2 separate regions of the Homo sapiens genome follow, and region 1 is linked to region 2. The links are chromatin contacts, found by Hi-C or POLR2A ChIA-PET in ENCODE. All regions are on one chromosome and are shown on one strand. The core of a region is the stretch at or near the end of the contact, and the rest is flanking DNA. Distances in the headings are between cores, read along the strand shown. Region 1 holds the start of SPATC1L (spermatogenesis and centriole associated 1 like). Region 2 holds the start of FTCD-AS1 (FTCD antisense RNA 1).

Region 1 (4,345 bases), core at 375-2,874, 33 kb before region 2:
TTTCTTGACATTCTTTGCAGAGCAGAAAGTTTCAGTTTCATTAATTAAAGTATTTTATTGAGACAGGGTCTCACTTTGTCACGCAAGTTAGAGCACAGCCGCGCAACCACAGTTCACTGTAGCCTCGACCTCCCAGGCTCAAGCAATCCTCCCACCTCAGTGTTCCGAGTAGCTGGGACAACAGACACGCACCACCACATCTGCCTAATCTTCTGACTGTTTTCTACAGATGGGGTGTCCTTCTCTTTTGATAACTTTGGTAGGGTTTGTCCATTTCCTGTGGTTGTGGAGCACGGGCATCAAGCTTTAACTACACCCCACAAATTCTAATGTCATGTTTTTATTCTCATTCAACTTGAAATATTCTCTGGTTTCCTTCGTGCTTTTGTCTTTTTCAAGACTTTTTTAAGAGGAGTTTTAGGTTCTTAGCAAAATTGAGAGGAAGATAGAGAGATTTCCCCACTCGCTGCCCCAACAAATGCACAGCCTCCCCTATTATCAACAAACTACCTGACAGCCACAATTGTCAGCAAAACGCACATGAGGGAAAAATATAAAATATAAGTAGCGTTGTATCTATTTAAGAAATTGATTTAGAAATTTAAAACTTTTCCAGAAGAAATCTAGTTCTAGATAGCTTCACAGATGAATTCTATCCGACGTTTAAGAAGGAACACCCAGAAAATGGCGCAGAATCTCTGCGGCTCATTTTAAAAGGCCAGTGTTCCAAAGCCAGACCGAGACATCACAAGAAAAGGAGATTCAGATCGACTTCCCCTGTGAGCATAAAAATACTTAAAATATTAATAAATTGAATCCAGCGCTATATTAAAAGGATAATGTGTCAAGACCAGAAAACTGTCAGAATGTTGATAGGTCCGTGGCTGGAGAGTACCTGACGTCAAGAGAAGGTTTCCTTGGAGCGGGAGGAAGACGGCATTTAAAATATGATGGGAGGAGCCAGGGCAGGAAAAGCCATTCAGGGCCCCGTCGGGCTCAGAGCGGGGGGCGCATCCGTGACTCATCCCTCGCTTCTCTCTCTGCCCTGCATCCTGGACGCCCTGCATGCCCTCGTCAGTGGGCTGTGGCTGGGCCCCCGTTGTCTTGATCTGAGGTGTGAGCCCTGTGGTGCAACACCAGGCTGGTTGGGTTGTGTCAGGAACGCTTGGGGTGTAGAAACCTCCTTTCTCCACAAAGCCTGACTCAAGACTTTCTCTCCTAGAAGCAACCTTCCCCTAATCTGGCCGCCCGGGCTGAATGAAGGTGGTGTTCTCCCAGGGGCATCTGCACCTGAGTGCCCTTGGTGGTCCTGAGTGCCCGTCACAGGGCTGGAGGTGTGGCCGGCCCACTGGGATGGTGGTGGTGGTGGGTGCCCATCACAGGGCTGGAGGTGTGGCCGGCCCACTGGGTTGGTGGTGGTGGGTGCCCGTCACAGGGCTGGAGGTGTGGCCGGCCCACTGGGTTGGTGGTGGTGGGTGCCCGTCACAGGGCTGGAGGTGTGGCCGGCCCACTGGGTTGGTGGTGGTGGGTGCCCGTCACAGGGCTGGAGGTGTGGCCGGCCCACTGGGTTGGTGGTGGTGGGTGCCCGTCACAGGGCTGGAGGTGTGGCCGGCCCACTGGGTTGTGCTTTCTGCCGTACGTCCCTTCCCATGAGGATGAGATGACCCATCTGTTGCATCCCGGCTGCTGATAAAACAAGACCCTCGGAGCCAAGAAACAACACTGAGGTGATTTACTTTCCCAAGTAATTGAAGCAGGGAGTCAGGGTGGGTTTCAAGTCGGTCGCACTGACTGAGGACAGACGCCTGCTCTAGCAGGGCCCCATGAGCCGCAGCCCTGTGTGACGGCCCGAGGGGCCGTGGCCATGGGTTGGGGGCGTCCTCAGTTACGTGCAGGCAGGAGCAGTGCAGTCAGGAACAATTGGTGTCTTAGACACGGGCGCTCGTGGTCTGAGGGGTGGACATGCACTGCTGGACCCTTCTCATCAGGGAGTGAGGTCAGTAGGTGGCCTCCAGCCCAGCCCTCAGGGCCACCCAGTGCTCCAAAGCATGTGGGGGCCATCGTGGGGCTGCCTCAGGCTGGTCTCCCCACCCTAGGCTGGTCTCCCCCGCAAGACTGGTCTCCTCCCCCAGGCTGGTCTCCCCCACAAGGCTGGTCTCCTCCCCCAGGCTGGTCTCCTCACCAGGCTGGTCTCCTCCCCCAGGCTGATCTCCCCGCCCAGGCTGGTCTCCCCCGCAGGCTGGTCTCCCCCGCAAGCTGGTCTCCTCCCCCAGGCTGGTCTCCTCACCAGGCTGGTCTCCTCCCCCAGGCTGATCTCCCCGCCCAGGCTGGTCTCCCCCGCAGGCTGGTCTCCCCCGCAAGCTGGTCTCCTCCCCCAGGCTGGTCTCCTCACCAGGCTGGTCTCCTCCCCCAGGCTGATCTCCCCGCCCAGGCTGGTCTCCCCCGCAGGCTGGTCTCCCCCACAAGGCTGGTCTCCTCCCCCAGGCTGGTCTCCTCACCAGGCTGGTCTCCTCCCCCAGGCTGATCTCCCCGCCCAGGCTGGTCTCCCCCGCAGGCTGGTCTCCCCCGCAAGCTGGTCTCCCCTGCAGGCTGGTCTCCTCCCCAGGCTGGTCTCCCCCGCAGACTGGTCTCCCCCACAAGCTGGTCTCCCCACCAGGCTGGTCTCCCCCACATGCTGGTCTCCTCCCACTGCCCTTGCCAGTCCCTCCCTCCTCAAGTGTGGGTGCCAAGGACGGACCCTGATGAACACCTGCACATCAGTTGCTGCCCTGGGTGCCAGGGTCCACAGGAAGCTGCACTGGGAACCCTGTGTCCTGGGCAGGTCCTATGGGAAGTGCAGCCCACATGTTACTCGGGTGAAGGCAGCGTCCCCACCCAGCTTGAGGACACCACACAGGGTGGACACCCGACCCTGGCTGGGCCGCTCAATGGGGAGTGGCTTGGACGCCCCTCTTGGAGTACAGTCGCTACATCCCGTAGCTGCCTAATGTCCTTGGCATTCTCGGGCCCTGGTCATAATGTGGGAGTGGCTGCCTGTGCACGCCACGGGCCTCCAGCTTCACTGCCTCAACGGGGCCATGAGCCATCGCGGGGGCAGGCAGGGTGCTGGGCACCTCATCACTAGGGCAGTGACATCACAAGGCGTGGAAGGCGGTGGTGGCTACGGAACTCCGTGCCTGGGCTGTTTCTGTGGTGCCTGCGGGCTCTGGGCTCCCACCTCCATGGGGCTGCAGGAGCCGTGAGGGACAAGGAGGGACGCACCCGCCATGGCTGAAGGCGGCGAGCTGATGAGCCGGCTCCTGAGCGAGAACGCGGACCTGAAGAAGCAGGTGCGCCTCCTGAAGGAGAATCAGATGCTGCGGCGGCTGCTCAGCCAGAGCTGCCAGGAGGGCGGCGGCCACGACCTGCTCCCACCCAGGGCGCATGCCTACCCTGAGGCCGGCTCCCCCGGGAGCGGAGGTGAGGCGCCGCCCAGCTCAGATGGCCTGGTAGATGAGGGGGTCGCGGGACGCCTGCTCCCCGGGAGTCGAGGGTGGCGGCCAGCTCCCTGATGCGGGAGGTCACGGGCACCTTTCACACCCTCAGGTCTGAGTAAAGCAAGACCAGGTGGTGGGTTCTGCTGTTGCCCTCAGGTGAGGCCCCTCCCCTCCCCTTCGGTCGCTGGCGAAGTGGGAGTGGTCAACCGCTGGCAGGTGGACTGGTCAGCTGCAGTCATGGAAGTGTCCCCATAGGGGTAGAGCAGGTGGCGCGCAGGCTTGTGGGCCTCCAGGGCCCCAGGCAGCTCTTCCAGGCTGGTCCTGGCTGGCAGTTTGCTCTGCTGCATGTGTCTCTTCTCCTGGGTCAGGGGCGAGGGGGGTGTCAGACCAGCCACACGAGTCCCATGAGTGCTGTGTCCCATCCACTCATGTCCCCGGCCAGAGCCAGGCCAGCCCCATGGTGGGAAGGTCCCACCCTGGGGAGGCCTCAGAGCCACCGGCCAGGGGAGCAGGTAGGGACAAGTGGGCGCCTGTCCCTGCGGGGCTGGGAGTGTGGAGCCATGATCCACTCACCACATAGCATTGACTCCGACCTTCTGTGGCTTTTTACTGAAAAAAGTATATATATAGGGTTTGGTCACTTTCTGCAAAGTAGTAGGCTTTATTCTAAAAGGTTTGGGAAAAACATTACCCGTTCCTGCATGTGATTTGGGGTGGGGCTGACAGATGTACCCTTGACTTTTTGTTGGGATGGTGGGCAGAGGACAGAGTCCCTGACCCAGCACTGCCTGGGATTCCCACGGCCAACCTCAGCTTCCCACCGGGCCGGGCCCGGAAAGGACGTGGTCAGCCTGCCTGGTCCTGGACGA
Region 2 (4,560 bases), core at 1-2,500:
TGGTGTGGGTTATTGGCTCCTTCTGTATCCCCCAGTTCCCTGCCCTTGACTGCTCTTGCAAGGGCAGAGTGTTCCAAAAAGCCAACATGCAGAAGCGCAGCTCCCTCAATACCGAAATAAACGCAGCCTCGCCTGCGGCCGTGCAGGCCCGGGGCCTCCTCAGACTACACCGCAGAGCAGCTGCACAGGCAAACCAAGAGCCTTAAAGTCCACGCCTTCTAGAGCAGAATAATTTCACTTTGGGAAATTAACTAAATCAAGAAAATGATATGAAACAAACAGAGACAAACGGGACAAAGTGCATACCCACCCCTAGGCTGCACCAACCCAGCGCTCCTGGAAAGAAATCCCGAGGCAGGGACGTAGGTCACAGTCACGCCAGCGTGCAGGGCACACGTAACCCCCGTCACGGTCACGCCGGCATGCAGGGCACACGTAACCCCCGTCACGGTCATGCCAGTCCCCCCGAAGGAAATCCCGACGCAGGGCCCACGTCACAGTCACACTGGTGTGCGGGTTCACGAGTTTTTCCTCTTCTCTGCCGTTATATTTATGTGGTTGCTTGCGGTTCTGTTTATCATACAAAGAAAACAGAAGCATGAACGTCCTGCCGTTAGCATGTCCCACATGTTCCATCCTAACCCTGCAATTCGCCTTTTCAGGGCCCTCTGAGGAGGGGGTGGGCAGGGGTGCTGGCCCACACTGAGGGTCCACTGGGACCACCCGCATCCATCCAAGGCGGAGAACGGGCACTCCCCAGGAGAGGGTGCAGTAGAGGCCCATTCCTGGGTTAGGCTGGAGGGAGCCCCTCCACCTGCGTCCTCCAGGAACTGAGTCCTGGACCCCCTGCCGGTCCAGGCCTGACCGCCGGGCTCTCCTGCAGTTTACCTGTACGGCGAGGCAGCCAGGATGGACAGTCGCCGGACCCTGCCGGCCATCCGGGCCGGGGAGTACGAGGCCCTCCCTAAGAAGGTGCCCCCACCCCGGGCGGTCGGGCCTGGGAAGGAGGTGGACCTGCCCCTTTGTCCTGGCTGGGGTGGCTGGGCCGGGCCCCTCCTTCCCGGGACCCCGGGGGGCTGTTCCCTCCCGTGGGGGATGTCTCACCCCAGAGCGAACTTGCTCACAGCTCCAGCAGGCCGACTGGGCGCCCGACTTTGGTCCCAGCTCCTTTGTCCCCAGTTGGGGGGCCACGGCCACGGGGGCGAGGAAGTTCCTCATTGCTTTTAACATCAACCTGCTCGGCACAAAGGAGCAAGCCCACCGCATCGCGCTCAACCTGCGGGAGCAGGGCCGCGGGAAGGACCAGGTGACCCCGTTCACTGACCCCATGGAGCCCCACCCAGCCCCTCGGGAAAGGGTTAGAGGCTGAGAGCCTCAGGCGGGGAGGTCGGTGGGGATGGGGCACCGGCCGGACAGGGTTCGGCCTCCCACCTGCAGACCGGCCCAGCCTCCGCGTCCACACCGTGCGGGGACCGCGCAGGTCGGCAGGTCAGGGGCGGAGTGAAGCTGGGGAGCTCTGGCCTCCTGGGGATTTTCCAGGGAACGAGGCAGGACTTCCCTTTGTTAACATGTGGCAGCATTTCCATACTGCTGGGAAACAGCGACTTCCGGAGTCCCAGGTGCCCTCAGGGGCCCCCCATATCCCTCCAGATGCCTTGGGAGCCCCGACACCCCTACAAACCTTCAGGTGCCCCCAGGCCTTTCCCTCCACGTCTGCACAGCAGTGGTCACCCGGTCTGAGCGTCACTCCGGGTATAGATACCCGGAGAAAGCGGGGGGGACCACCTGCCCATCTGTTCCCCACTCAGAGACCCCGGTCCCACAAACAGCCAAGGTCCTGGGACCCGGCTTCCCGACCTGCAGACTCAGCACAAAAGCACAGGGACCTCTAAGTCCTGCTTTAGGCCCCGGCCAAGGGCAGAGGTCAGAGTCCCCCCACGTGGACTCAGTCACCCCGACAAGTGCGGGGCTGAGGGGACTTGTCGGGAGCGGAGCAGATGGGATGGGAGAACGGCATGGGGGTGCCTGGGGCCCCACCCCTCAGCATTCCCCCAACATCTAGGACACAGCGTGGCTGGAAGGCAGGGCCTAGGCTGGGCGGGGGCCTGCCGGGGTGGGCCTCCGGTGTCTGACCCTTGGGGCCTCCGTTTCCCTGTGGCAAGCGAAGTTTCTCTGGCCCTCCCCGGCCAGCTCAGTGAGGGACGGAGGAGAACCACAGCACCCACCCAGGCACAGGCTCCTCCCCGTCCAGCTGGGGAATGCAAGTGCCAGGAGAGACTGGCAGGGCCAGGCAGGATGAGCTTCCTAGTCCAGGCTGGGGAACGCTCTTCCTTTGCAGCCAGGACGTCTGAAGAAAGTTCAGGGCATTGGCTGGTACCTGGATGAGAAGAACCTGGCTCAGGTGTCCACCAATCTTCTGGACTTTGAGGTCACGGCACTGCACACGGTCTACGAGGAGACCTGCCGAGAAGCACAGGTGAGCCCGGGAGCAGCCGCTGCTGCTGTGAGGGGCGAGCCGATCTGTCCCGTGGGCAGGGCGGGGGCCCCACATCCTCCAGCCAGGGCCATTCTCCAGCCAGCCCCCAGGGGGTGACGCTGCCTGTGCCTTGGCAGGAGCTGAGCCTCCCAGTGGTGGGCTCACAGCTGGTGGGCCTGGTGCCCCTGAAGGCTCTGCTGGATGCGGCCGCCTTCTACTGCGAGAAGGAGAACCTCTTCATCCTGGAGGAGGAGCAGCGGATCAGGCTGGTGGGCCGGGCTGCCGAGGAAGGGTCGGACAGGGGCGTGCAGGGAGGGTGGGGAGGCGGTGGCGGAGCTCACAGCCCTGGGGCGCAGCTTCCCTCCCCCTCCTCCCCCTTCATTTTATTGACTTGTGTTCAGAAGATGAGATTTCACTTTTTATTTTGGACACCTTATTGAGGTTTTTTTGTGACCTATGATATGCTCAGCTGTGCAAATTCCACGGAGAGGACACCCCACCCTTTCTGCTTGGTCTTGCCTCCTGGGCCGGCCATGCTCCCGTGGAGGGGCCTGTGCCTCCTCTCACCACCTCCATCGGGGCGTCCTGCACCCCTGGAACTGGCAGCTCATGGATGTGTGTGCCTTTAGCTATGGGACTTAGATCCCCATCCACGGAGCGGCTCCTTCAGAAAGTGATTCCTTTTGTCTTGTGGACACCTGGGCCTCAAGGCTTCTGGAGTCTGGGTTCCACCGGGGCCTCAGGTCCTGCTGGGGTGTGGCAGCGTCTGCAGAGCCGCTGTCCGCCTTGGTCTGTCCTTTCACTCGAGGTCACTGCAGAGCCGCTGTCCGCCTTGGTCTGTCCTTTCACTCAAGGTCACTTTGTTTTAGGTGTGTTTTTCGCAATAAGCACAATCCACTTAACTGGATTTTTTGGGGACGTTTTGTCTGTTTGTGTTTTTACTGATTTAGCTCTCGTGACTTGTGGATTCCGTCCTTGTTTAGTCTCGGGCATATTTTCTTCTATTAGATCGCTGACCCAGTTATTTAGTTCTCTAGCTGTAGGACCCCGTGATGCTGCAGCAGCTTTGATGTCTTCTCTGCCTCCGTCTTTACTTTCTCTTCCACTCCTTTCCTCTGGATTCACAGTGGTTTTCCAAAACCCAGCCTCAATCATTGGTGCGTTTGTGGCCTTGTCTGTTGTATTCTTGGCTGTTAACAAAATTTTTTGTGACTTTACATTTTGTATAATTTCTTACAGAGAAGATACAGGTGGCCCTCCACTCCTGCCTCCCACCCATATTTTCCAAGTGCTTGCATTTTGCCCCATTTATTTGTGTATAATCATATTATATTTTTTTCCGGACTATTTAAAAGTTGGGTTGAAGACATTGTACTCTTTTACCCCTAATTTATTAAGGCTGTGTTTCTTAAGAACAGGGACATTCTCTTACATAACCACAGTGTAATTATCAAAATCAGGAAATTCAACACTGATACAATCCTAGTATCTAATAATCCTCAGGCCATAATCAAATTGCTTCAGTGTCCCAGTGATTCCCATCATAGCGATTTCTCCTCCAATCCGTGATCCAGTTCACGTAACACAGAGCACTGAGCCAACCTTTTCTCCTTTCTTCCAACTGTTCCTGTCTTCCTTGTCCTTCATTGACCTTGACATAGTTTCAAAGGACAGACTTTTAAAAGCGCCTCAGTGGGGACTAGTCTGATGTTGCTTGTGGCCAGATGTAGTTGTGCATTTTTATTTTAATTTAATTTGTTACTTCTTTTGAGACAGGGTCTTGCTCTGTCACCCAGGCTGGAGTGCAGTGGCACAATCACAGCTCACTGCAGCCCCAAACTCCAGGGCTCAGGTGATCTTCCCACCTCAGCCTCTCAAAGTGCTGGGATTACAGGCAAGGACCACTATGTAGTCCTGGCTAATTTTGTACAGATGGGGTTTTGCTCTATTGCCCAGGCTGGTCTCAAACTCCTGGACTCAAGCAATCCACTCACGTCAGCCTCCTAAAAGTGTTGGGACGACAGGTGTGCACCAACACGCCCAGCCAGTTACGCATTTTTGGCAGGAAAAGCATAGATGGTATT

Evidence for each region. A loop is a pair of places that touch in the nucleus more often than their neighbours do. ChIA-PET counts read pairs that join two places held with the same protein, here RNA polymerase II (POLR2A). Pooled maps may share reads with other maps.
Region 1: a map of endothelial cell of umbilical vein shows a loop between it and region 2 (2.1-fold over the local background). The contact joins the promoter of SPATC1L here to the promoter of FTCD-AS1 in region 2. A Hi-C loop is called at or near these places in 14 of 168 maps with a recorded cell type or tissue (B cell, CD4-positive, alpha-beta memory T cell, CD8-positive, alpha-beta T cell and 10 more), 9 of 37 single-sample maps with no recorded cell type and 20 of 50 pooled maps. POLR2A ChIA-PET finds 5 or more read pairs at or near these places in 7 of 52 experiments (GM10248, H1, HepG2 and 4 more).

The regions. Positions count from the first base shown.
Region 1 is chr21:46,181,738-46,186,082 of GRCh38, reverse strand. SPATC1L (spermatogenesis and centriole associated 1 like) reads left to right here and starts at 1,624. Exons shown (of 5, transcript NM_001142854.2): 1 at 1,624-1,727; 2 at 2,309-3,459. The coding sequence starts at 3,267. LOC124905045 (a long non-coding RNA gene) reads right to left here and starts at 1,536. Exons shown (of 2, transcript XR_007067914.1): 1 at 896-1,536. RefSeq lists enhancers at 2,355-2,958, 2,959-3,562.
Region 2 is chr21:46,148,304-46,152,863 of GRCh38, reverse strand. It overlaps FTCD-AS1 (FTCD antisense RNA 1), which reads right to left and starts at 1,250. Exons shown (of 2, transcript NR_170989.1): 1 at 1,105-1,250; 2 at 217-570. It overlaps FTCD (formimidoyltransferase cyclodeaminase), which reads left to right. Exons shown (of 14, transcript NM_206965.2): 4 at 884-972; 5 at 1,127-1,306; 6 at 2,339-2,476; 7 at 2,614-2,745. RefSeq lists enhancers at 1-329, 330-1,033.